3 separate regions of the Mus musculus genome follow, and all the other regions are linked to region 3. A link is a loop called in an ENCODE intact Hi-C map of the cell type or tissue named here. Cell type or tissue: left cerebral cortex. All regions are shown on one strand.

Evidence for each region. A loop is a pair of places that touch in the nucleus more often than their neighbours do. Peaks named below come from ENCODE experiments on the same cell type or tissue, not always from the same donor. Only the 100,000 strongest peaks of a DNase experiment are listed, where the experiment ranks them.
Region 1: a loop joins it to region 3, with 5 times the contacts of the local background. A loop is called at or near these places in 3 of 42 quality-filtered maps.
Region 2: it touches region 3 in a loop (2.3-fold over the local background); 2 of 42 quality-filtered maps call a loop at or near these places.

What each region holds. Positions count from the first base shown.
Region 1 is chr11:109,120,793-109,128,792 of GRCm38, reverse strand. No RefSeq gene overlaps it. Among named protein-coding and RNA genes, the nearest start is that of E030025P04Rik, 20 kb to the left of the region's middle. In left cerebral cortex, a CTCF peak has its summit at 4,313 (motif pointing right); DNase peaks (open chromatin) are centred at 3,130 and 4,309.
Region 2 is chr11:109,070,613-109,078,612 of GRCm38, reverse strand. No RefSeq gene overlaps it. Among named protein-coding and RNA genes, the nearest start is that of Gm24149, 7.5 kb to the right of the region's middle. In left cerebral cortex, no CTCF peak of the experiment used is centred here; DNase peaks (open chromatin) are centred at 1,460 and 3,456; H3K27ac peaks cover 286 bases.
Region 3 is chr11:108,921,885-108,929,884 of GRCm38, reverse strand. Axin2 (axin 2) reads right to left here. Exons shown (of 11, transcript NM_015732.4): 2 at 5,783-6,733. The coding sequence starts at 6,597. Among named protein-coding and RNA genes, the nearest start is that of Axin2, 5.5 kb to the right of the region's middle. In left cerebral cortex, CTCF peaks have their summits at 931, 3,299 and 4,492 (motif pointing left); DNase peaks (open chromatin) are centred at 4,472, 6,317, 6,617, 7,594 and 2 more places; H3K4me3 peaks cover 4,242 bases; H3K27ac peaks cover 2,507 bases.

The DNA.
Region 1 (8,000 bases), 200 kb before region 3:
GGGAGAAGCCCTTGAAGGACTATGGGGCACTGGTCTCTTCCTCTCTCTCTCTCTCTCTCTCTCTCTCTCTCTCTCTCTCTCTCTCTTGCTTCTTTCTCCTATAATATGAGTGTTTATCCCGCAGTTCACTGTTTCTTGCTGTGGTGGATCCCTCACCACAGGGTCAGAAGAAAATTCAAACATGGGTTGAAATTTGCACAACTCTTAGCCCAAATAAGCTCTTTGTAAACTTAGTACTTAAAATACTTTGTTGTAGAAATAGAAAGCCAGCTAACACAAGAACTTATGGAAGAATTAATGAAGTCTGAAAGCCTCCATTTTAAAGTAATATACTTTTTTTTTTTTTGTCATGGGAGATGCATGAGCTATGGTCTGGATGTATCCCCCAAGGTCCATGGGTTGGGAGTTTGATCCCTCAATGTGGTAATGTTGGGAGGTGGGGACTATGAGACGTATTCAGGTGGTAGGATATGCATGAAAGAGCAGGTTGCTGTCATCATGTAAGGAGTGGGTTAGTCCCCACGAAAGCCTGTGCTATAGAGCTGCTCCTCCCGCTGCTCTTCTTCAGCAAGTCCTCATTTCCCTTCTGCTTTCTATCGTGAGGCAATGAAAAAAATAATGTTGTTGTCACACCCTCGGACTTCCCAATTCCCTCCATCATGAGTCAAATAAACCTCTTCCCTCAGGGCTGGGAGAGAGCTCAGTAGTACAGCGCTTGCCTAGTGTACACATGACCAGGCATCAGTCCCCGGTACCACAAATAAATGCCATCCTGTTGTAAGTTACATAGCCTTTAGTATTCCCTTATAACATGAAAAAAAAAGTTGGCATATTACAGCTACAATAACACAAGAGGCTAACAGTAGGAGAAAGCATGTGTGGCGTGAATAGGGACATTACTGTCTTTACAAATGTTCTATAAATCTAAACCTCTTCTAAAGTTCAAAAGGTATATTTTTAAAAAAAATAACCTACCCTCATGCATATATTCCAGAGGTCGGGAGTGGTCAACTAGCAGCAAACAAATGAATGTAAGTTATGTGTTGGATTGGAAGGAAATCCATGCCTGTGTGGGGCAGCCTGCACTCTGCATCTTTTGGTAGGATGATTTTGAAATATAAAGCACTCATAAGATGTGTTGTGTGGCAAGCAGAAGCATAATTAAAATATTTCCAACAGAGAGCCTATAAAACAAGGTGGTGTGCACAGCACATCTAAGATTCGAGGGTACGTGCCTTTCTGAAAGTCTCATGAGAAACAAGCTTTCAAAGAGCCCGGGACTCAGTAGTAGCACTATTTGAACATTCCTGTGGGAAACTGTGGCATACAAACTGGGCACCAGTCTCAGATCAACTTGCAAATGAGATGATACCATAACTCATTTATAGATGAACTAACTGAGACTTGGGGTGCTCACACACCTTTCCTCGGGGGCTGTGGAGAGAGCTCTGTAAAGTGCTTTCTCTGTACGTATGGAGGTCTTAAGTTCAATTCCCTAGGGCCCATGAAAAACAGCTGGGTGTGAGGAAGGGCTCTTGAAGTCCTGGTGCTGGAGAGAGAGAGAGAGAGAGAGAGAGAGAGAGAGAGAGAGAGAGAGAGAGAGAGAGAGAGAGAGGGAGAGAGGGGGAGAGGGAGAGAGGGAGAGAGGGAGAGAGAGAGAGAGAGAGAGAGAGAGAGGCAGATCTTTGAGCTCACCTGCCAACCAGCCTAGATGGATGCTCAAGTTCTCTAAATGAGGTGGCTAGCATCCTGAGGAATGACACACAATGCTGATCCCTTGACACCATACTCCTGTGCATGCACACACACGCTTACCACACATGTACTCCCTCACCCAAGAACCTTGCACCTTGCTTGCATTAGTATGCTTTTATACTTATGGGAGATAAGTATGGCTTTCCGGTGGCTCCTCCCTGCTCTCTTTCAACATTAGAGACCAAAGCACATGACACTCAACTCATTTATTTTGTTCTTGGCAGCCACAGAAGCCCCACACACTATACTCCCCTAACGTAGGCTGGCCAGGCACACACACACACACACACACACACACACACACACACACACACACACACAGCACATGCCAAAGAATCCCAAAGCCTTCCTTGATGTGGTCCCAGAGGAAGCCCGTGTTGAAAGCAGACACACACAGACCGCCGCTGGTGACTCACAGCTCCTGAACCTCCCATAGTCGGTTGCACAAACTTTTCCAGCGTATTGAAGTCTTGGAGGAACGGGGCTTCCTGGGAAGATATCAAGGAAAATGTTCTAGGAGCTGGCCAGCAAGCCCAACTCAGGGAGTCCTCAGCCTCTTTTTGAGGTTTCTTTCTCTGTCTTTTTCCCCTCAGCAATTCCTTTCAATTCTTTCCCTATCGCCATTGACCTTGTTAGAGTTGGTAGCTCTCTCCCCGTTACACTGTTGCACTTCTGTAAATGTTTTTGCTCTTTGTTCTACTTGCTGCGCTCTTTGAGCTTGGCTGTGAAGTCTGTTCACTGAGGCCCTTCTGATCCAATTGCTCCTTGCCTGCACATCCTCTCCCCAGGTATCAAAAACAAGGGCAGCCGGGCCTGGAGGGCCCCTCATTAGATGGAGGCGGCGGTGCCCAACCACCAGTCACAAGCAGAGAGGGCAAAGCTGACTCTACGAATGACCAGTATTGAAAAGAAAGCTCCAGGGGTGGGTGAGAGACACAGACTGGTAAAGTCAGAAGCAGAAGGTTAAAAATAAAGAAAAGAGGGAAAAAAGACCACCAAAAAAAGTCTGCTTTTTGACTGCCTAAGCGGATCTCCTTTTAGGACCTGCGGCTTTCCAAAAAAAGGGTTCTATGAGGGGCAAACCATTTCATGCTGCAAAAAAATCTTCCAACTGAAAGCGATACCTTGGGTACGTCAGACATCCATCCACTCCCAAGAGTGGCTGGCTGTACTCTACTCTCTGCTCTGCAGATGGGAGAGGCTCTTTATCCCTGCAAATGTGCCGCAGTGATCAGAGAACGCGTCGCTGGTCAGCTCCAGCAGGACCAGAGTCTGAGAACTTTGCTTTGGGATCCAGATGAGTCAGCCTCCTTGGAGAGAGGACAATGAGGGACCAGAGTGCTGGAGAGTTGCCACAAGGGGCTGGAGGCACACACAAAGTGCAGGCAGAGAGATGCAAGGCTCTTTGGGGATGTTGGCTTTCCACTAAACTCTGGGGGCAGGGGCTGCCACAAAAAAAAAAAACTGTTTATTCTGGGTAGCGCAAGTGGTACTGGCCTTGGGCATTAGGAGTCCTGGCTTTGAGCCCCACTAACCCAGTGTGACCTTGAGTAAGCCTCTGTACTCTAGTTCCTTTTCCATGAAATGGAGACAATGCCTTGTCTTCTCTGAGCAGCAGACAGATGTTTTCTTGAGCACCTACTATGTGCGTGGCACATATCTAGGATCCATTGAGGGAAACTCTCACAATTCAAGGCCAGGCTGGGCAACACGGTCCCAAAGTTTTTTTTCTTTGAAATAAAGAGTTACTATAGTAACAAATTTTAAATGTAATGGGCAACATTTTAGAAAAATTGGTTTACTCAAACCAACATTAGAAGAATTACAGAATATCTCTACCCCTAAATCCTTTTTTAAAATTAATCTTTGATTACAGAGATGCAAAGGTTTTGAAAGTCCCAGACCCACATGGCGTCACCAGTAAATTATTTTAAACATTCAAATAAGAAGTGACACCAGTTTTTCATAAACTCTTCCAAGAAATAAGAAAAACAAAATGCTTTCTAACTTAATTTATAAGGACAGGATAAACTTGATACCAAAACCTAACAAGGCATGTGTAAAATGGAAAATTATACTATGATGTGTCACATGAATAAAGAGTCACATTCTAAATTTATTATTTAGGGGCATGTGTGTGTGTGGGGGTGGTGTGGTGTGTGTGTGTGTGGGGGGGGTGTATGGATGTGTGCATGCAAGAGTGTGTGTAGGTGTGTGTAGGTATGTGTGTGTAGGAGTGTATGTATGTATATGTAGGAGTGTGTATGTAGGGGTGTGTGTAGGTATGTATAGGTATGTAGAAATGTGTGTACATGTTTGTAGGAATGTGTGTAGGGGTCTTATAGGGGTATGTGTACAGGAGTATATGTGTGTATGTAGGGGTTTGTGTGTAGGGGTGTGTTTGTGTAGGCTTTTGTGTGTATGTGTGTGCGTGTGTGTGTGTGTGTGTGTGTGTGTGTGTGTGTGTGTGTGTAGGGGTATGTGCTCATGAATCTGCATTCATGCCCAAGATGCAGCTGCCTTCAGAGGCCAGAAGAGGGCGATAGATTCCTTGGAGCTAGAGTTCTGTTGGCTGTTGGTAGCCAGCCACCTGACATGGTTCCTGAAAATCTAATTCAGGTCCTCTGCAAAAGCAAGATGCCAGTCCTCTTAACTGCTGAGCTGCCTCGCCATCCCCAAGACAAAAGTTCCATATAATAGGTTGGAAAAACACATCCAAAGATGTAATTTTCAAAAATAATAATATATCACAACACATTAAATTTGTTGTGTAGGTGTATGGATTGTTTACTACTAGTTAGCTAGCCAATGTAATTGATCCCGTGAGCAGGTGACCCCCATTGCCTCAATGGGTGAGCAAAACTTCCTTTATAAAATTTTGTAACCACTTACCACTAAAAAGTAGAAGTCTGTTAATTTTAAGTAGAGCTATGAATGTCTGCTAGAGTTAATTCTCCATAGCATTACACTGAGAATGCACCAATGTGATATAACAATTTATTGTTCTAGGGATTATTATTCACAAACAGCATAGAGAAATCTCAGAGAAATGCTAATAAGCTTGGTATGCTAAAAACAAAAAACTAATCATATAACTCAGACAATTATTTTGGTAAATTTTAATATGCAAAATCAACTGTATTTATGTAACTCAACAACAAAGCAATTAGAAAATAAGGCTTCTAGAGCAGTGGGTCTCAACCTTCCTAATGTTGTGACCCTTTAATACAGTTTCTTACCTTGTGGTGACCCTAGCCATAAAGTTACTCTTGTTGCTACTTTACAACTGTAACTTTGCTACTGTTAAGAATTGTAATATATACAGTAATATATTATGATATATGTATGTGTGTGTGTGTGTGTGTGTGTGTGTGTGTGTGTGTATTCCAACGTTTTTAGGCGACCCCTGTGAAAAGGTCACTTGACCTCCAAAGTGATCCACAGGTTGAGAACCACTGCCCTTGGGGATGGAGAGGTGGTTCAGAAGGTAAAAGCGCTTGACATGCAAGGCTGACAGCCTGTGTTAGACTGTTGGAACTCATGTAAAACTCAGGACACTAGGGCTTGCATCTGTAATCCTAGCATCCCTACAGTGAGATGGAAGACTGAAAAGTAAAAGCTCATGGGCTAGCTACCCTGAAGTACTGTGCAGTAGAAGAAACAAGAGAGACCCTGCCTGCTACACAAACACACACACACACACACACACACACACACACACACACACACACACACACCACTCCAGTCAATATTAAGTAAAACAAATATTTTTTTAATTTATGCTTACAAGCATATAAAACTTTAAATCTTCAAGTAAGTTTAGAACTGATAAAGGTTCAAGAATATAAAAGATGTAAGAGATAAAGAAAATTAGAGGTAATCGAATGATAGAGAATTACATATTTATTGAGTGTCTTGCTCAGGGTTACTATTGCTATGATGAAACACCAGGACCAAAAGCAAGGTGTGGAGGAAAGGATGTATGAGATTTATACTTCCACATCAGACTTCATCGTTGAAGAAAGTTGTGGCAGAAACTCAAACAGGACAGGAACCTGGAGGCAGGAGCGGATGCAGAGGCCAGGAAGGGGTGCTGCTTGCTAGATTGCTCGCCGAGACTTGCTCACCCTGCTATCTTATAGTATTCAGGACCTCCAGCCCATGATGGGCTGGGCCCTCCCCCATCAATCACTAATTAAGATAATGCCTCCAGCCCAAATCTTATGGAGGCATATTTTTCAATTAAGAGTCCCTCCTCTCAGATAACCACAGCCTGTCCTAAGCTGACGTAAAACTAGTCAGCACATTGAGAGTTAATTTTATAAAGATCTCAGTTCCAGTTTCAATGCCATCCCATTTTAAGAAAAAAAAAAAAAAGATGTTTTATGTGTGTCCTGACAAGATACTCCTCCAATGTATATTGAAATGCAAGCAGAGTTGAGTGGCGAAGATAGCTATGAACAACAGAATGGAAGCAGGTGGCCACCATACTGACATGAAGGTATCAATTGCTCTAATTAAGACCCAGAAATGAACCCACACACCTATGGTCACTTGATCTTTGACAAGGGAGCTAAAACCATCCAGTGGAAAAAAAGACAGCATTTTCAACAAATGGTGCTGGCACAACTGGTGGTTAACATGTAGAAGAATGGGAATTGATCCATTCCTATCTCCTTGTACTAAGGTCAAATCTAAGTGGATCAAGGAACTCCACATAAAACCAGAGACACTGAAACTTATAGAGGAGAAAGTGGGGAAAAGCCTCGAAGATAAGGGTACAGGGGAAAATTCCTGAATAGAACAGCAATGGCTTGTGCTGTAAGATTGAGAATTGACAAATGGGACCTCATAAAATTGCAAAGCTTCTGTAAGGCAAAGAACACCGTTAATAAGATAAAAAGGCCACCAACAGACTGGGAAAAGATCTTTACCTATCCTAAATCAGATAGGGGACTAATATCCAATATATATAAAGAACTCAAGAAGGTAGACTCCAGAAAATCAGATAACCCCATTAAAAAATGGGGCTCAGAGCTAAACAAAGAATTCTCACCTGAGGAATACCAAATGGCTGAGAAGCACCTGAAAAAATGTTCAGAATCCTTAATCACCAGAGAAATGCAAATCAAAACAGCCCTGAGATTCCATCTCACACCAGTCAGAATGGCTAAGATCAAAAATTCAGGTGACAGCAGATGCTGGCGAGGATGTGGAGAAAGAGGAACACTCCTCCATTGTTGGTGGGATTGCAAGCTTGTACAACCACTCTGGAAATCAGTCTGGCGGTTCCTCAGAAAATTGGACATAGTACTACTAGAGGATCCCGCAATACCTCTCCTGGGCATATATCCAGAAGATGTCCCAACTGGTAAAAAGGACACATGCTCCACTATGTTCATAGCAGCCTTATTTATAATAGCCAGAAGCTGGAAAGAACCCAGATGCCCCTCAACAGAGAAATGGATACAAAAAATGTGGTACATTTACACAATGGAGTACTACTCAGCTATTAAAAAGAATGAATTTATGAAATTCCTAGGCAAATGGTTGGACCTGGAGGGCATCATCCTGAGTGAGGTAACCCAATCACAAAAGAACTCACATGATATATACTCACTGATAAGTGGATATTAGCCCAGAAACTTAGAATACCCAAGATACAAAATACAAAGCACATGAAACTCAAGAAGAACAAAGACCAAAGTGTGTGTGACACTTTGCCCCTTCTTAGAATTGGGAACAAAACACCCATGGAAGGAGTTACAGAGACAAAGTTTGGAGCTGAGACAAAAGGATGGACCATCTAGAGACTACCATATCCGGGGATCCATCCCATAATCAGCCGCCAAACACAGACACCATTGCATGCACTAGCAAGATTTTGCTGAAAGGACCCTGATATAGCTGTCTGTTGCGAGACTATGCCGGGGCCTAGCAAACACAGAAGTGGATGCTCACAGTCAGCTATTGGATGGATCACAGGGCCCCCAATGGAGGAGCTAGAGAAAGTATCCAAGGAGCTAAAGGGATCTGCAACCCTATAGGTGGAACAACAATATGAACTAACCAATACCCCCTGAAGCTTGTGTCTCTAGCTGCATATGTATCAAAAGATGGCCTAGTCAGCCATCAGTGGAAAGAGAGGCCCATTGGTCGTGCAAACTTTATATGCCTCAGTACAGGGGAACGTCAGGGCCAAGAAGTGGGAGTGGGTGGGTAGGGGAGTGGGGGGGAGGGTATGG
Region 2 (8,000 bases), 150 kb before region 3:
CAACTCAGAAAATGACAGAGCCAGGATCTTCTCCCCTGGGAGTTCAAGAGATGGAAACACTGGCAAACAAGATAAACAGAGTACCCAGATGTCTGAAGCAGGCAGGTGGTAAAGGGAGTTCCCGTCATAGGTGAGAGGAGGCAGGGACCACCATCAGGGCTCTCTGGAGGAAGAAAGTAGGTGCTACCCCACCAGAAAAGTCTGCGGCTTAACAAAGGACATGGGAGAATAGATCGTTACAGGAAGAAGGCTGAGCCAAGAGGGAGAGGAGAGACAGGCAGGGAAGGCTTATATTTTTATAAGTGTATGCAGTTTAACTGATGGCCAAGAGCTCTGGACCAAGGCAACAAAGGAGCTTGAGAAGAGCGTAACTTTTCTTCTTGAAAAGTTTAGCTGCCTTAAAAACATAACTTAAGAGGCTAAGGAGATGACTCGGGAAAGTGCTTGTCAAACAAGCATGAGGAGCTGAGACCAATACCCAGAATCCATTTAAAGTGCTGGACACAGTAACACACATCTTTCAGCCCAGAGCTGAGGCAGGGATAAGATCCCAGGAGCACAGTGACCAGCTAGTGGAGCCAAGTCAGTGAGTGGCCCTGTCTTTAAAATAACAAGAGGGACAATTGACAAAGGCACCTGTTGTTGAATTCTGGCCTCTGATGTACCTGGAACTACACATAAGGATGTAAATACAGTATGCATGCATGAGCTTATAATAATGCTGGCACTTGGGAGGTGACAGCAGGAAGGTTAGGTGTCAAGATCACCCGTAGCTACATAGTTTGAGACCAACCTAGACTACATGAGACTGATCTAGGAGACAAGGTTATAATTTGTTTTGTTTTGTTTTGTTTTGTTTTGTTTTGAGACAGGGTTTCTCTGTGTAGCCTTGGCTGTCCTGGAACTCACTTTGTAGACTAGGCTGGCCTCAAACTCACAAGAGATCCGCCTGCCTCTGTCTCCCACCTTAAACTAGAATAGCCACCTTAGCCACAGTACTAGAACATCGCTAAGAGGTGTCACTTGCCCCAAAGACCCAGCAGACACTACGTTTGATTTAGACCCAGCCAGGCAGCAACTGCACTGCCTTTGTGAGCCTGGATCATGAGAATGGAGCGATCAAATCTGCAGCCATACAGAATACTGCTGTGAACGCAGAGCAAGCTTCCTAACTCAACCAAGACCCTTGGGAAAGGTCAGTCTCCTATCAAATGAGCCCCCCACCCCATCTTCTGTCCGCTACACAGTGCCAGCGTGTTTTCTTCCCTTGTGAAGTCAAGTGCTCCTGGCAGCCGAAGGGAGACCGAGAGAATGATGTTGTCCTTTCAAGCTGGTTTCCCGAGTCTGGCATGTAGGCAGGTGACTCATTGATTTTCCTCTCTCCTCCGCAGAGGACTGCCACAGGTACGTGGATTAAAGGCGAGGAAGAAAGACTGAATTGAATGGTCCAGGTTGAAAGGAAACTTTTGAAACAGGTTTGAAGACTCCAGTCGGGGGTTGGTTTGGAGTGTGAAATGCCAGCCACCAGCTCCAGCTGCCTAACCTTGTTTAGATGTGGTTGAGAGGGAGGGAGAAAGTTACATAATTACCATGCTCCAAAGCTGAAAGGAAGGGAACTGCTTTCTTGTGTCTTTCTTTGGTTTGGGGCTGCCCGTGTGTGCTGTTCTGCAAGTCTGACTTTGAGATTGCAGGGTTTTTTTTCTTTCTAAAAAGCGATTAGGGTTTTGATTTTGTATCAAATTCCACAGACGCCAAGGCTCAGGGCTCCCAAAGGACCAGCCTTAACCTCATGGGAGGCGATGGAGGAGCCTAGGAACGGTGCGTAGGAAGCAAGCTACCTGACCTTGCTGCAGGACACACTATGTCCTGCTGTGAGATCCCGTGGGACATTCTGGAAGGAAATTGTCTGCAGGAGAGACCAGTGGAGAAGATGTGGGGTGCTTTAACTTAGGTAAGGAGAACAAGGATTAAGAATGTACATTCATAAGTGGCACGAGGGTGCCGATCTCTGCCCGGAGATGTGCTAAATTGTGCAGAAAAAGCCAAATCCATTTTCACCACTTTTGACTGCAACTTTGAGAAACAGTCCTAGCAAAGGTTAGGAAAAGAATTGAGCTCACTGGGTTCTTCCTTCCAGACCAAAGGACTAAAGTTTTGGTTTTTCAAAGGAGTCTAGGCAGGTAAGATGACTCAGTCTGGGTGCTTGCCATCAAAGTTTGACAGATCTGGGTTCCACCCCCAGAACCCACACTCAGAAGAGAGCTGCAACTAATGATGGTGATGATGATGGTAGTGGTGGTAACAGATAGATAGATAATTTAATAAATTTTTAAAAGACATGACCAGAAATGAGAAGAGAAGAGAATTTATTTCATTCTTCTCTCTCCCTCTCTCCCTCCCCCCTCCCCCTCTCCCTCTCTCTCTCCATCTCCCTCCCCCTCTCCCTCCCTCTCCCTCTCCCCCTCCCTCTCTCCCTCTCCCTCTCCCCCTCTCCCTCTCCCCCTCCCCCTCTCCCTCTCCCCCTCCCCCCCATCCATTACTAGAGATTGAATCCAGGGCCTTGTGCATAGCAACTAGGCAAGTGCTTTACCACTGAACTATATCCCTGTCTTTCTCTTCACTTGTTATTATGGGACAGGTGCTCACTGAAATTGCCCAGGCTGGCCTTGAACTGTCTATGTTGCCAAGGCCAGCCTTGATCTTGTAGTCTTTCTGCCTTAGCCTTCCCAATATACAGCATCACACCATCTGAGAAAGAGAATTTTATGTCCAGCAGAGTCAGATACTAGCCTCGCTGGTACTAACCTCCCAGAAAGTCCCATGGGACTCCTGGAAACAACAGCCTCTCCAGAGGCCAGAAGAGTCACAGTGGGACGCATCCCTCTGCATGAAAGCACAAAGCCAACCAGAGTGAACCCTGATTTCCCTATGCTCCTGTGAATTTAGCATCCCCAGTCTGCAGATGGGAAAGCAGAACCGTGAAGGACCCCACCCATGACTATACTAGAGCTCACACCCCTTTCAGACCATACTACTGGTCAACCAGCACATCTGTTCAAGAAACCTACCATGGCTCCGTAGACCTTGCACTCCTAGCCAGGCCTCCCTGTGTTCTTTATGGATCCCAAATGTATTACGATTCTTCCAACCCTTGTAGAAGCTTGCGCTGTATGTGGAAGAGTGAGAAGGAGAAAGCGGTCTCTCAGGTGAAAGTGGATAGAGGAGGTGAGCTCAGGTGATCAAGACATGGATCTGAAGTAGGACCGCAAGATGACCGAGCATCCGCCTGTGACTCAGATCATTTAGGATGCTCAGCTGGACACGTTTCCCTTCTCCTTCCATGGAGCCTTCTCTGAGTCTGACACCGATTACGCTCAAGGTAGAATCCACTGCAGATATTTCCTCCTCCTGTGCCTTCCTTCGTACAGATTCTCTGTGGGCCTTGGCAAGCTTCTAGCTTCTTCCCGCCTCCCTGTGAAAGCAAGTGCATGTGCAAGTGTGTGTGTGTGGGGGGGTGGAAGCTGCATGTGCAAGTGTGTGAACATGCTCACATGTGTGGGTAGGTAAGTGCATCTATAGAAGCCAGAGATTGACATTAGGTAGACACTTGAGTTGTCTCCGCCTTAATTTTTGAGACAGGGTCTCTCATGGAATCAATAGCTCACCAATCCAGTTAGATTGACTGGCTAGCAATCTCCAGGGAGTCTCCTGTTTCTGCCTCTGCAGTGTTGGGGTTACAGACAAACGCCACCATGTCTGGCTTGATTATGTGGGTGCTGGGGTCTGAACTCGGATCCTCATGTTTGTGTGCCAGACACATGACCGACCAAGCACCATCCTCTAAACCCTTGATAAGCATTGTTTTGAAGCCATGACGTCATAGTCATCTTTTCTCATTCCTCAACGATACACACATCCTTGCCTTTCTGAAATTACCTGTGGTGTTCAGATGTGGTAGAAAATATGACAGTTATTGAAGAAATGCTTATTATTCTGAAAAACCGTTAAGCTGCCTTCATCAATTTCCCTGGCCCTGTGACAATTGTTATATCCTAACTTGGTTATTCCATTACTCTAGGCCTATAAAGTGCTTTTGTGAATAGAATGCTCCTTCCCCAAAACACTGCCTTGTCAATATTTCCATTTATAAATTCTACTGCACATAAGGAAGTTAATGACTGGGTGTGCCACATGGCAACACCTTGTGTGCAACAGGCATCCTGTTAGGTTATGTAGTGAGATCTACTGTTGGACTTTCTCGGCAGCTTTAATCCCATTACTATTAGGTGAACATAAATGGCTTCCAGTTTGTTCTCCTCATTATCTATTTTGATCTGTTGAAACGGTCTCCTGACAGGTTATGGGATTAATTGACTGTCTTTTATAAAGACTACTTCCAGGGAGCTAGGGAGATGGCTCAGTTGATAGAGTGCTTGTTGCACAAGCATGTAAAAGCTAGGTATGGTAGTACAAATCTGTAATCCTGATAGATGGAAGGCAGAGAAGGAAGATGCTTGGGGCTTGCTGGCCAGTCAGTCTAGTCCAGTTGGTGAGCCCCAGGTTCGAATTAATGAATGAATGAATGAATGAATGAATGAATGAAAAAATGAATGAGGTGGCAAATGATAGGAAAACATTCAATGTCAGCATCTGGACTTTACATGAATACCTAAACACATACACATAAGCACATATGCATACCACACATTCACACACACACATACAGATACACAGACCCAAACAGACATGCACACACTAGCAAGAAGTCTATTGACATATATCTTTAATCCCAGTTACTCAAGAGACCAGCCCAATGTCTATCTAGAATCTTAGCAAGAGCCTATCCCAAAATAAAACAATACAAAAGGAATTGGAAGTGTAGCTCAGGGGTAGTGTTCTTGCCTAGTATACATAAGGCCCTAAGTTCAATTCCTAATATGGCTAAACAAACCAACAAATGAACAGGACTGTAGAAGCATACCCATTTTTGATATGTTAATACATGTAACACTACTCTTGCTCACAGTTTCTTCATCTCTCTTCCTCTGTCTTTCTTTCTGAAAAGCGACTCATGGGCAAATTAAAATGAGCGGTCACTGTCAAAGTCACAACCCACAGGCAGTATAATAAATCACAGTCGCCATAGCCATTAGTCTGTAGCTCGTGAAGACACGGGAACGTTTATAGCAATAAGTTGGATGCATCCCAAGCCATCGATTAAGCTGAGCCAAGATTTTCTGCTCTCTTCACACCATTTCCATTGCCTCCATCTTGGCAACAGCAGGCACCCGCTTTCTAATATAAGCAACACCAAGTAATCAAGGCCTACTGGGGTTGCCTCTTCTAGCCCAGGACATGCAGAGTGTGGTTCATTGACACTGGCCCACGAGATCATTTAATTTGGCCTTGACATCTTGAATATCATCATGGGTCAGAGGGCTTGTTTCATGAAGCCACTCGCAGATCATTTCTGGATTAGTTACTGCCCTTGAAATCCCTAGAAGGAGAGAGTCGAGTCCTTCACCTCTACTCCCGAGTCGCCTCCTGAATGCTTCTGCGTGGGTCATGTTAGGAATGGCTCCTGATGAGTCTGAAATGGAAAGACAACAGAGTGGTGACCGCCCCCCCCCCCAACAACCCCGCATATAGTAACTCCCCAGCGCTAGGGAGTTGGGGGAAGGAAGACAAGGGGATCCAAGGAGCTTCAGATTTAGTTTCAAAGCTCAGGGTGAAAAGTGATTAAAGAAAACAAAACACATTGGCCTCAGCTCCACATGTCCCTGCCTGTGTATACATGCGTGTGTGCACACACACACACGCTCCACACTTGTTATCTTGTCATCCTTGTGCTACAGAGGTGGAGACCTTCACATCCCAGGGACTCACTGGCCTACCAAGCTAGCCACCTGGTGAATTACAGACCAGTAAATGGACCTTGTCTCAAAAAAAAAAGCCAACCCAAAGGCAGTCAGCACTTAGGACCAACACCCAGGTTGTCTTCTGACCTCCACATGTACACACATACATACATGTGTGTATGCATCTGCACACATTGTGTACCTGCACACACACGAACATGCACTCATACATACACACAAAACAAAAGAACCCCTGGGGCAGGTGTGTTCACCCAGGAGAGGAATCAAAGGTACGGAAGAATGTTGATACATCTTTTGTGACGAGAAATCTAATAATACTTTCTCCTGGTCTCCTCCTTCGGTTTGAATTTGTATAAGTGAACCTACACCAATATAGCATTTGGGACATGACCACAAAAGGGTCCCCAGAAAGCTTCAGTGCCCAGAGGGCAACCCCAGTTGCCATTCTTTGCCTCAATACTTCTTAGCTATCTCCCACCCCCTTCTATGTCTTCCAGTTACAAAATTGGAATCAAACGTGCAAGTGAAAAACATTCAAACTCTCTGCTCCAAGAACAATGGGCCCATAATTGAGAAAAGATTGTTGATCTTTAAATAGACCAGCCCACAGATGTTCAATGCCTAGGGACGCAGACAAAAGAAAGCTGACCACTTGAAACATTTCGTTCTTTTTAAGCACACAGGTTTCTAAGAACCAGCTCCTGCTGCTGCGGGTGTCTTAGCTGCTAGCATGGCATCTGGGGGCAGTGGGGGTCAGAGAGAGGGTGTGAGAGCATCCCGTTGGCCAGGGCTTTGCACACTTCCTTCTATACTTTCCAGTAATCCCCAAAGGAAGTCTCATGATACCAAATCTCCATAGAAAGAGCCCAAATTCGAGAACTGTCTTTCTTACATTAGTGAGTGTGGAGACAGTTCTGCTTCGAAGCAGCGGGTGGTCAGGAAGTAATGGCTCAGCTTCCTGCAAATTTAAACTTCTAGAAGAACCAAGTACAAACTAAAGGGATCTAGAGAATGCTTCAGGTTTGAAGAACTTAAAGTGCTTTTTGAGCTAAGTCTGCCTACAACTCTTTCCATGTACAACATAGGAATATGCAGGCCAATAGAATGCCCCTTCCTGCCTGCCAGCTGCCTCTTGTCTGCCTGTCTGCCTGCTTACCTGCCTGCTGCCTGCATTTTGCCCACCTGCCTACCTTCATACCTACCTGGCAGCCTGCCCGCCTTCCCCCCTCCCTTCCTCTTCCCTGTTCCCATTCTCCTCCCTCTCCCCCCATCTGTCTCCTTCCTTCCTACCCTTTTCTCCTTTCCTCTCCCCTTTCCTTCAGACCTTTCTCTTCTGCCTCTTGTGTTTTTTCTCTTCTTTCCCTTCCTTTCGCATTTTTCATTATTCCATTCATTGTTCTTTCCTTTTATCTTCCTCCTTCTGCTCCCTTCCCAGTTTTTACCGCCCCCCCTCACCCACCCCTGCTCCATGGCTTTCTTTCTTCCACTTTCCTGTCAGTCTCCCTTGTCCCTTAGTCTGTTTTCTTTTAAAAACATTCCCGGCGTGTGGGCAAAAACCTTTTCCCTAAATTTGTTCCACGCTGTTGTTCTGGCCCATCAGCTGCTCGAACACAAGGGTTCTAAGTGCTCCTGACTTCCAGAGGCCATAAGCCATTTTGATTGAACTTAACTTAGTAAAATTAGCGAAAATGTTAAGCCTGCGCCCCACTAGCTCCCCATTGCAAAGTCGTTCCATGCAAGTTTCCTTAAAATCTCTGCAGCATTAAATCCTCCTTAATACAAACCCAGTATATTTATGGTGTCGACGTAATGTTTCAGAGAGGCCAAAAGCAACCGTTACACAAGTTGCTTCGTTATCAATAATCTAGTATCAGGCTTTTTATGTGTCATCTCTTTACACAATACATATCATTGATGACTTCCAGCAAATGCATCGTGGCAAAGGATTACTCTCATCAGAGGCAGCCTTTGAAAAGGATATGCTAATTTCTAGGGAGCAAGAAAACATCAAAACAGTGTCAGCAAATAGCCAAGGGACTCTTATGTCTTAATATCCCTTAGAACAGCTTTATCTCCTGGTGCAATGTGTAGCGCTCTATAAACAGGAAGCAAACGGCCGCA
Region 3 (8,000 bases):
CCTCTCCAGACTAAGAAGAGAGTGGGTGGGTGGGCTCTAACCAGCTAGGCTAAAGCTAGTTATACTAGTTACGGCTGGTACAAGGGCCAAGCAGGCCGTCTTGGTAAGGCAGGAGTCTGGGGGGAGGGTGGGTAGTATCATAGCTACTAGCAGCACATGGGGCCCAAGAGGGCCCCGTGGCTGGTCTGGAAGGGAGAGCAAGTGTGAACAGAAGCCCAGGGGTGAACTGCTGTCCTAAGCTGGCGAGGCTCTCAAGGGGGGGCAGGGGAACTAGAAAAGAATGTGGGGATGAAGCCCCAGCATAAGAGTCTCTGCTCTACCTGGATCCCTGAGTCTCTCTCACTGCGTGACCTGAGATGGGGGGACCTCCTTGTTGTCCTGTCACCCAGAACAAGGCTATACCATAGTCACATGACAGCACCTGCCCAGCATCTGGAGTCTCCTACGAGGGGCCCAATGGAGCTAAGCATCAAGACTAACCAATGAGAGAGCAACTGAGTGCAGCTGGACATTAGCTGGGGCCCTGTTTCTGTCCCACATCACCAGTCTGGACTTGTGGCTCAGAAACAGAAATGCCTAGAATGCAAACCAGGGGTACTACATGTGAACTGTCTGTACACTTTTAACACGTGGCTCTAAATTGCCCCTAGGCCACGGTGCTGCCCTACTGCTGAGGACAGGGAGACTTGTCACCTCCTCATACTTTTTAATGAGAATTTAAGACTGCTAAGACTATCCCTGCCTGTTCCTCGCCAGCAAGTCCTCACTCTGGAGTTCCCAGGCAACCAAGATAGCAAGGACGGAGAGCACAGGGGGCAGAGGCAATTGAGGGGGTGACCAGTGGCAGTAGGCTCCCAGCTAGTGAGGGACTCACAGGAAGATGGTGAGTCCTTGCTCACTCTTGCCTCTAGAGGCTGAACGGCAGCGGCAGCGGCAGCGACAGGCACCACATGGGGTGAGAGAGGACAGAGAAAGGCCAAGTCTTTATTGAAAACAGTCTGGAGTCCCCTGCTGGGATGGGCCTGTCGCAGTAACTACTACAGGGTCCCCTCCTTGGGAATCCAGTGTTACATACAGTCTGCACACTCATGATGTGGTGTAGAAGTCAGGGGCCTAGAACTGGTGTTGGCTTAGCTAATGGGGGCAGGACACAGCTCCAGGAGGGGCTGAAAAAAAAAAAAAACGGACAGTTCAAACATGGCCACTTGCCTTGCAGTTTCTAAAGGCAAGAGCATTGAAATGGGGGGTGGGGGTGGGGCAAGCACCCCAGTCGTGCTCCCAGTACCCAAATGCCAGCAAAAATGAAGAGATGTTGTGTCCCCAAACCTCTCCTCCTTTCAAAGCTGTAGTATTTAGCATGTATCACAGCTGAAAGACCGTGTGCTCTGTGGGGGGACAACCTGTCTTCACACGTGTATCCCCAACACCAAAAGCAGGGGTGGCCCCGTGGCAGGAGCTCCAAACTTGGCTGAGCCTCCTTCAAAGACCTACATCCATCAAATGGGCTGCTGAAAAGGTCTTCAAGAGGCACAGCAGCGGTGCAAGATCAAAACAGCGAAAGCGGCCTTAAATAGCCTTCAAACACCTTCCCTCCCCTTGGTCTTGCTATCTTGGTGGTATTAACACATCAGCAACGTCTCAGATCTAAGACTTAAACTCCAGCCTCTTAAAGGAGAAAATGACTCAATAGAAATTCCTTCCTCACCATTGCAACAAAAAAGATGCCCAAGTCAAACCCCGAGGGCCTCTGTGTGTGTGTGTGTGTGTGTGTGTGTGTGTGTGTGTGCGCACACACACCCCTTTCGCACATGGCTCTCAAAATAAACTTGTCTCCCTCTACTTCCAAAATAGAGGGCTACTGTGTGATCAGTCATTAAAAATGGAATACACTGCTCTTAACTCAGCTGACTGCAAGGAAGTGCTTGGATTTTCCGACCACCATAACAAGACAGGCAGAGAGAGGGGCAGGGTGGTGGGGGAGATGCACAGCAGATACTCAGCTTGTAAGCACTTGCAACTTTCTCCAAAGTGCCTCGTAACGTTAAGAAAATAGATTAGAGCTCTTTTCTCCTGATTACTTAAAAAGGGCACGGTGGGAGACTGGAGCGTGCTACCTTAAGTGTGCCCAGATGCTTTGATGATTTCAAGAGGGTCGTACTCCCAAATGTGCAGGGTCTCTGCCTTCCTGCAGAGCCCAGAGGCTTGGGGGACACAGTGCGGGCCGTGCACCCACCGGCCACTCTGCCACTGAGCTGACACCATGGCTCCTGAGGGAAGGAAGTGTGTATGCCCGGCCAGTTCAGGGCCTCTTTAGGAAATGCTGGGTCTACCCCCCCCCCCCGAACCCCCCACCCCGGCTATGGGAAGCCAAAAGAACCCATCAAAGGGCCTCCCCATGAGGACCCTCTCCCAAGAGAACAAGAGGACCCACTTCTGAGGCTGAGCTTAGGGGCTCTCGGTGAGAGCCTCTGACACTTTACCGTCAGGTCAATACCCTCTTGGACTAGCATTCGGGGAGGCAGGATGGAGGGACGGGTGGACAGTGAGGGGTCAGTGTCTTCTGTAACCAAGCGCGGCTGGCTTGTGGAGTGTGTCTTAGCCAGCTGCGCTCCTTGGCGTTTCGTCCTCTCATTACTGGCCACTGCTCTCCGCATAGCTATCTTGTGGCATCATTTTCTTTGATAATTGAAGCCAAACTTGATTCCAATGGCTCCTCACACGCACACACAAACGGGCCTCATCAGCAGAGTTCTTTCAGAGAACAGGAAGGCCTTGTGGCCGGCACAGGACAGTCTGCTGGGCCCCTGGGATTTTAAGCCAGGCCAGAGCAGAAGGCCCAAGGGGAGGTAGATGAACCCTGCCCAGGGCCAGGGCAGAAGGGGCAGAAAGGGACGCACACAGGGAGCTCTCTGAATGCTCATCTCTGTATCCTCCCCCTCTTAAAATAAGTGTGGGCCTAGCGCCTTAGCTCACAGCCCTGGCTCCACACAGCTCTAACACACCTCAACGCTGGCAGGGGAAGGGGTGTTGTTTGTGTGAGGGGTTAGGACACACGCTCCCACCAGCAGGTCACTTATGCCCTTAGCTATTTATAGAGACCATCAAGGGCCTGGGCAACCCACTCAACCAGGCACAAACCAGAGCCCTTCCCTCCAAGGGTAATTTCTGCTCTTCCGTCCAAACTATTTATATTAAACCCGACACCAAATCGGTAAGGGTACAAACAAGTCGTTAAAATCTTAGGCTCCTTTGAGTGCCCACATAAACACAGGGCTTGGAAGGCTGGCCGGTGCCTTGGGCACCCAGTGGCCAAGATGACAGTGTGCAGCTGAGGTAGACTGGCCCCTCAGCAGGTTCAAGCTGCTTCCTTCATTCACTTCACTGGGTAGCCTCCTCAACTTGGCTCCAGCGGGATGAGTGAGCTGTGAGCAGATGGGGGTGGGGGAGACTCAACTCTAAGAGGGGGGGGGGCTGGTCCCTGTGTTCCAATAATGCTGAAAGGCAGACTTTTAAAAGTTCAAAAAATAGAGAAAGTAGGGGAGGGGGGATCTAAAATATTATAATGAGGAATGGGCTAAAACCTTCAGAGTTGCCATTTAAAACAGCCATGTGCTAACCTTGCTGCCCTTTTTGGAGACCCAATTATTATTGTTAATTATACTAATTATAACACTTAACATCTTTTCAAAATGTTTCCCTTTACAAAAGCCTTTCATGTTTATGACTCTGATCCTAAGAACAACCTTAGGACACGGACAGGAGGGGACGGTGCCCACCCACCTCACAGATGGGACCATGAAAGTGAGAAAGTTTTCTACCCAAGCAATGCTATGGCGAGGCTGGAACTGGCCTTTCAGAGACACTGTACTAGGAGGAGAGCTTGCGTGTTAGAAAGAAGTAAGGGCCACCTGGGCGTGTCCAGGTAAATATGTCATTCCAGCGTTAACAGTAGGAGAACACGTGCTTGACCCAGTGTGGAAGCTAACGGGGTCACTCAAGAGCTGTCCTCCATTCATTCATCAATGGTCTCCACAGTTCCCAGCGCCTTGCCTGGAGAGCACTTTCTTACTGCTGACCCTGGGAAACCGCACTGTGTGCTATTTACAACGGTGACACTCTGGGCCTGACACTGAAAGCACAGAAGACCCTCTGTCAGAAGACTGCTGGGGAAGCAGCCTTACCACAGGCCTTAAGGAGTCTCATCACTGGCTGCCAGGCTGCGGGGGCAGGAAGCCAACGGCCAAGTTTACCTACAAGTCTTGCAATGGAGAGGGACAAGGGATGCAGGTGCCCGTGTGCACCCAGCTACAGCAGCCCCAACAGCCTCAAGCAAACAGCCTAGCTCTGCAAGCCAAGAGCCACTAGCCACTCCCCCCTCCTGTGATCCTACACTTGCCTTCAGAAAGTCAAGCCAGTTCCATTTAGGTGTAGACCAGATGTCTGAAAATTGGTTAAGTTCACTCCCAAAGCTGCAAGAGCGCCCTCTGGTGACTGGAGAGCAAGCCCTTCCCCTACTTGCCAGCAGCAGTCAAAACTGGAGATCTCATGCCTACATCATGCAGGACCTGATGGTGGAAACCCAAGAGGCTCCAGATCAGCAGTCAGGAGCGTACCCCCTCCAGCTGCTGCAGGACACTGGAGGCCACGCCCCGCAAAGCCAGCGAGATCTCCAGAGACCCTGTGCAGATCATATCCTGAGTCCCTGACACGGAGAAATGCACAGGGACAGAAGAATAAAGCCATGCAGATAGCAATCCAGTGTGACCGACCCCCCCTCCCCCCCCCACACACACCTCCCGTCCTGCATGTCACAGGCAACAGACTAAAATTATAATAGGTGCATCCTCTTCTGGGATCGCCAGAAGCAAAGGGCAGGGAAATGCATTCTAACAGGTCTGAAGTTGCCTGCAAGGACCAAGTATCTTGAGACTTAGTCAATCTATAATGGGCTGTTTGTTTTAGAATCTTTGAAAAGAGAAAGTGGTCTGGACGGCCAGGTTCCCCCTCCCCTACACACACACACTTCTCTATCAGCACTAAGCAACAAACCATCAACTGATGTCTGACCCTGGGGGCTCAAATGCATTTGAAAGCTGGATTAATAGCCCAGCAGACTCCAAAGTGTGGGCTCCTTCATAGGAGAAAGTCTCAGGGCCTTCCCCAAGTTAGTCAGAAGGCTTCCTTCCTTCCTGGGAAATACCGAATTCTACAAAGGGAACTGCAAAACTCAGTTGCAGTCGCTAGCAGTTCCACTCATATCCCCCCCCACGCCCCCTCCCCCAGTGCACACCATAACCCAGCTGCCCCTCCCCCCAAGCCAGAGTCATTCTACTTTGATGATTAGCAGTGGAATGACCTCTTCCCAAACTGGCGCTTAGTAGGTCTAGTGACTCAGAGGCATCAAAAGCTGCTGTATTCATATCCTCTCTTCCTCTTTTCCTCTCTCCCCACAGCCCAGGATAATAAGTAACCATATTAATAAACACTGCTTGCCACCGTTTGAAGTTAGCACTGGAAGGCTGCAGGTACTCAGCTATGTCTGCATTGCAACTCCCCCCCCACCCCCCCCCCACACACAAACAACAAAACATGAGATCAAAGGGTTCCTAGCCAGAAGCCCTAGCTCTCAATCAACCCTTTTCAGCCTCCCCCAGCCTAGCCAGCCACCACCTACCCACCCTTACAGAAGACATCTGCAAAGCTAGCTCATCTTCCAGGCCCTGTCCCCGATGCTCACCCCCATTCCCATTCCCACCCCAGCCCAGCCCAGTCCAAGCCTCACCTGAATCCGTTTTCAGCTGTTTCCGTGGATCTCACACTCGCGGTGGCCCGAAGAGTTTTGCTGGACAAGCCAACCACGGTGGGTGAGAGTTTGCACTTGAGGTCGGCACACGTCCACTCCTCTTCTTCATTCAAGGTGGGGAGGTAGCCACATAAGACCTTTAGGCTCCCCAGTCCCCCGTTACTCATGTAAGCTGTGTTTTCCCCCCCACTCCTCACATATTCCAGGTAAATGTCAGAAGTCAAGAACACCTGGTAGGCATTTTCCTCCATCACTGCCTGGATCTCGGTCTGTGCCTGGTCAAACATGACCGAGCCGATCTGTTGCTTCTTGATGCCATCTCGTATGTAGGTCTTGGTGGCGGGCTTCAGCTGCTTGGAGACAACGCTGTTGTTCTCAATGTACCTCTTATAGATTGCTTTGGCCACTCGCAAAGTTTTGGTATCCTTCAGGTTCATCTGCCTGAACCCATTACAAGCAAACCAGAAGTCCAGCGTATCCACACATTTCTCCCTCTCCAGGAAAGTCCGGAAGAGGTATGCACCATCCTGGTCACCCAACAAGGAGTGTAAAGACTTGGTCCACCTGGTCAAAGGGGAATCGGGGGAGGCCCGCCCCTCGGGCTCCCCCAGTCCATCTTCATTCCGCCTAGCATTAGAGGAAACGGGCATAGGTTTGGTGGACTGGACCTTGCCCACACTAGGCTGACACGGTGGGGTCTCCCCTTCTTCTCCCGGAACCGGGGGCCGCGGAGCATCCTCGCGGAAGCTGCTGCTGGGATCTGGAAGGAGAGTCACTAACACGGCGCTACTCATGGTGAGGGAGAGCGTCTCACTGAGTTTGGATTTTGTTTTGCTTTTTTTCCCTCCTCCTCCTTTTTCTTCTTCCAGTTCCTCTCAGCAATCGGCTTGGTCTCTCTTAAGTCAGCAGGGGCTCATGTGAGCCTCCTCTCTGGAAAGAAAAGGAGGGGGGAGGGGGGAGAGAGAAAAGGGTATTGATCTAATCAAAACCAGATCTACCCAACATCAAAGCAAGAAAGTAAACAGGCTTTTCAACTCCTCAAATTCAAATCAAGCAACCCAGCTATCCGCGAGGTGCTCGTCTCAAGTATCCGACGCAGCTTTTTCAAAGGCGAAATCTGAGCTCCACACACACTTTTTCCGCGGGGGGGGGGGGTGGTGTTGGGGGGTGGAAGGAGGAAGGTGAGGCAGAAACAGTGACACGGGAGGTGTAAGACACAACCTTCCCCGCATTCACGGGGGCCAGGGACACGCCGGGTAGGTAGTCTAGCCGTACCCACTCCCACGACAACCAGAACACGCAAGCCAGCCGACCGGCTGCGTGCAGGTGAAACCAATTTCAGTAAACTTCCCCACTCTGCTCTGCACAGATAACTCGAGTTCTCAAAGTGCCCTTCCCCGGCATCTGGTTCCCATTCCCCCCCCCCTCCTTCTGCGCTCCCTCGTCCCACTTCTTACAGAAGATCCCCGCCTGGGGAAAAAAAAAAAAAAGCCCGCCCAGCATCGGCGGGAAGGGGGTCAGCGACTCGCGGATTCGGCATGCACCCCCCACCCCCGATGATGTTGCCTAAACTCAAGACTCCACCAAAAACGTGGCTCAGTCTACACCTCTTGTCTTCTTTGCCTCCCCAAAGCAGAAACCAGTTCACTAACTTAGAGGCTTTGATCTTCAAACTTTTAAAGAGAGAAGAGAAACCTCGAGACCCGCCGCCCCCGGCTCCCCAGTCCACCTCCTAGAGCCACGAACCCAACAAAACCGGATCAGAAGGCTTCTCACGCTACTACTGCCTGTGCCAAGAATCCCAAACTACACTGATCCCAAGCCAGTCCTTTCTCCAAAAGAAAAGAAGTCTTATCTAACCAATAAACAAGCTTCTCTCCCTAGCCAGGGAAGGATCAAACTAAGGAGGGGCGGGCCGGGGTACAGGGAGGGACGCCAGGCCAGCTGCCCGAGACCCCGGGTCTGGGTCGATGCACCCCACCCCAGTCCCGGAGCTCAGGCCGCCAGGCTGGGCACAAACCCGAAGTGGTGGGGCCGGACAGTGCCGCGCACCCGGGCGCAGAGAAGGTGGCGAGGCGCCGTTACCTGGAAGATGAAGGCCGCCAGGCTCTCATCTCCTCTGAGCCCCTCCTGTCCCGTCCCTCCCCGGCCCAACTGCAAACGAAAGCCTCCAGAGTCCCGGTATGCCGTCCACCAG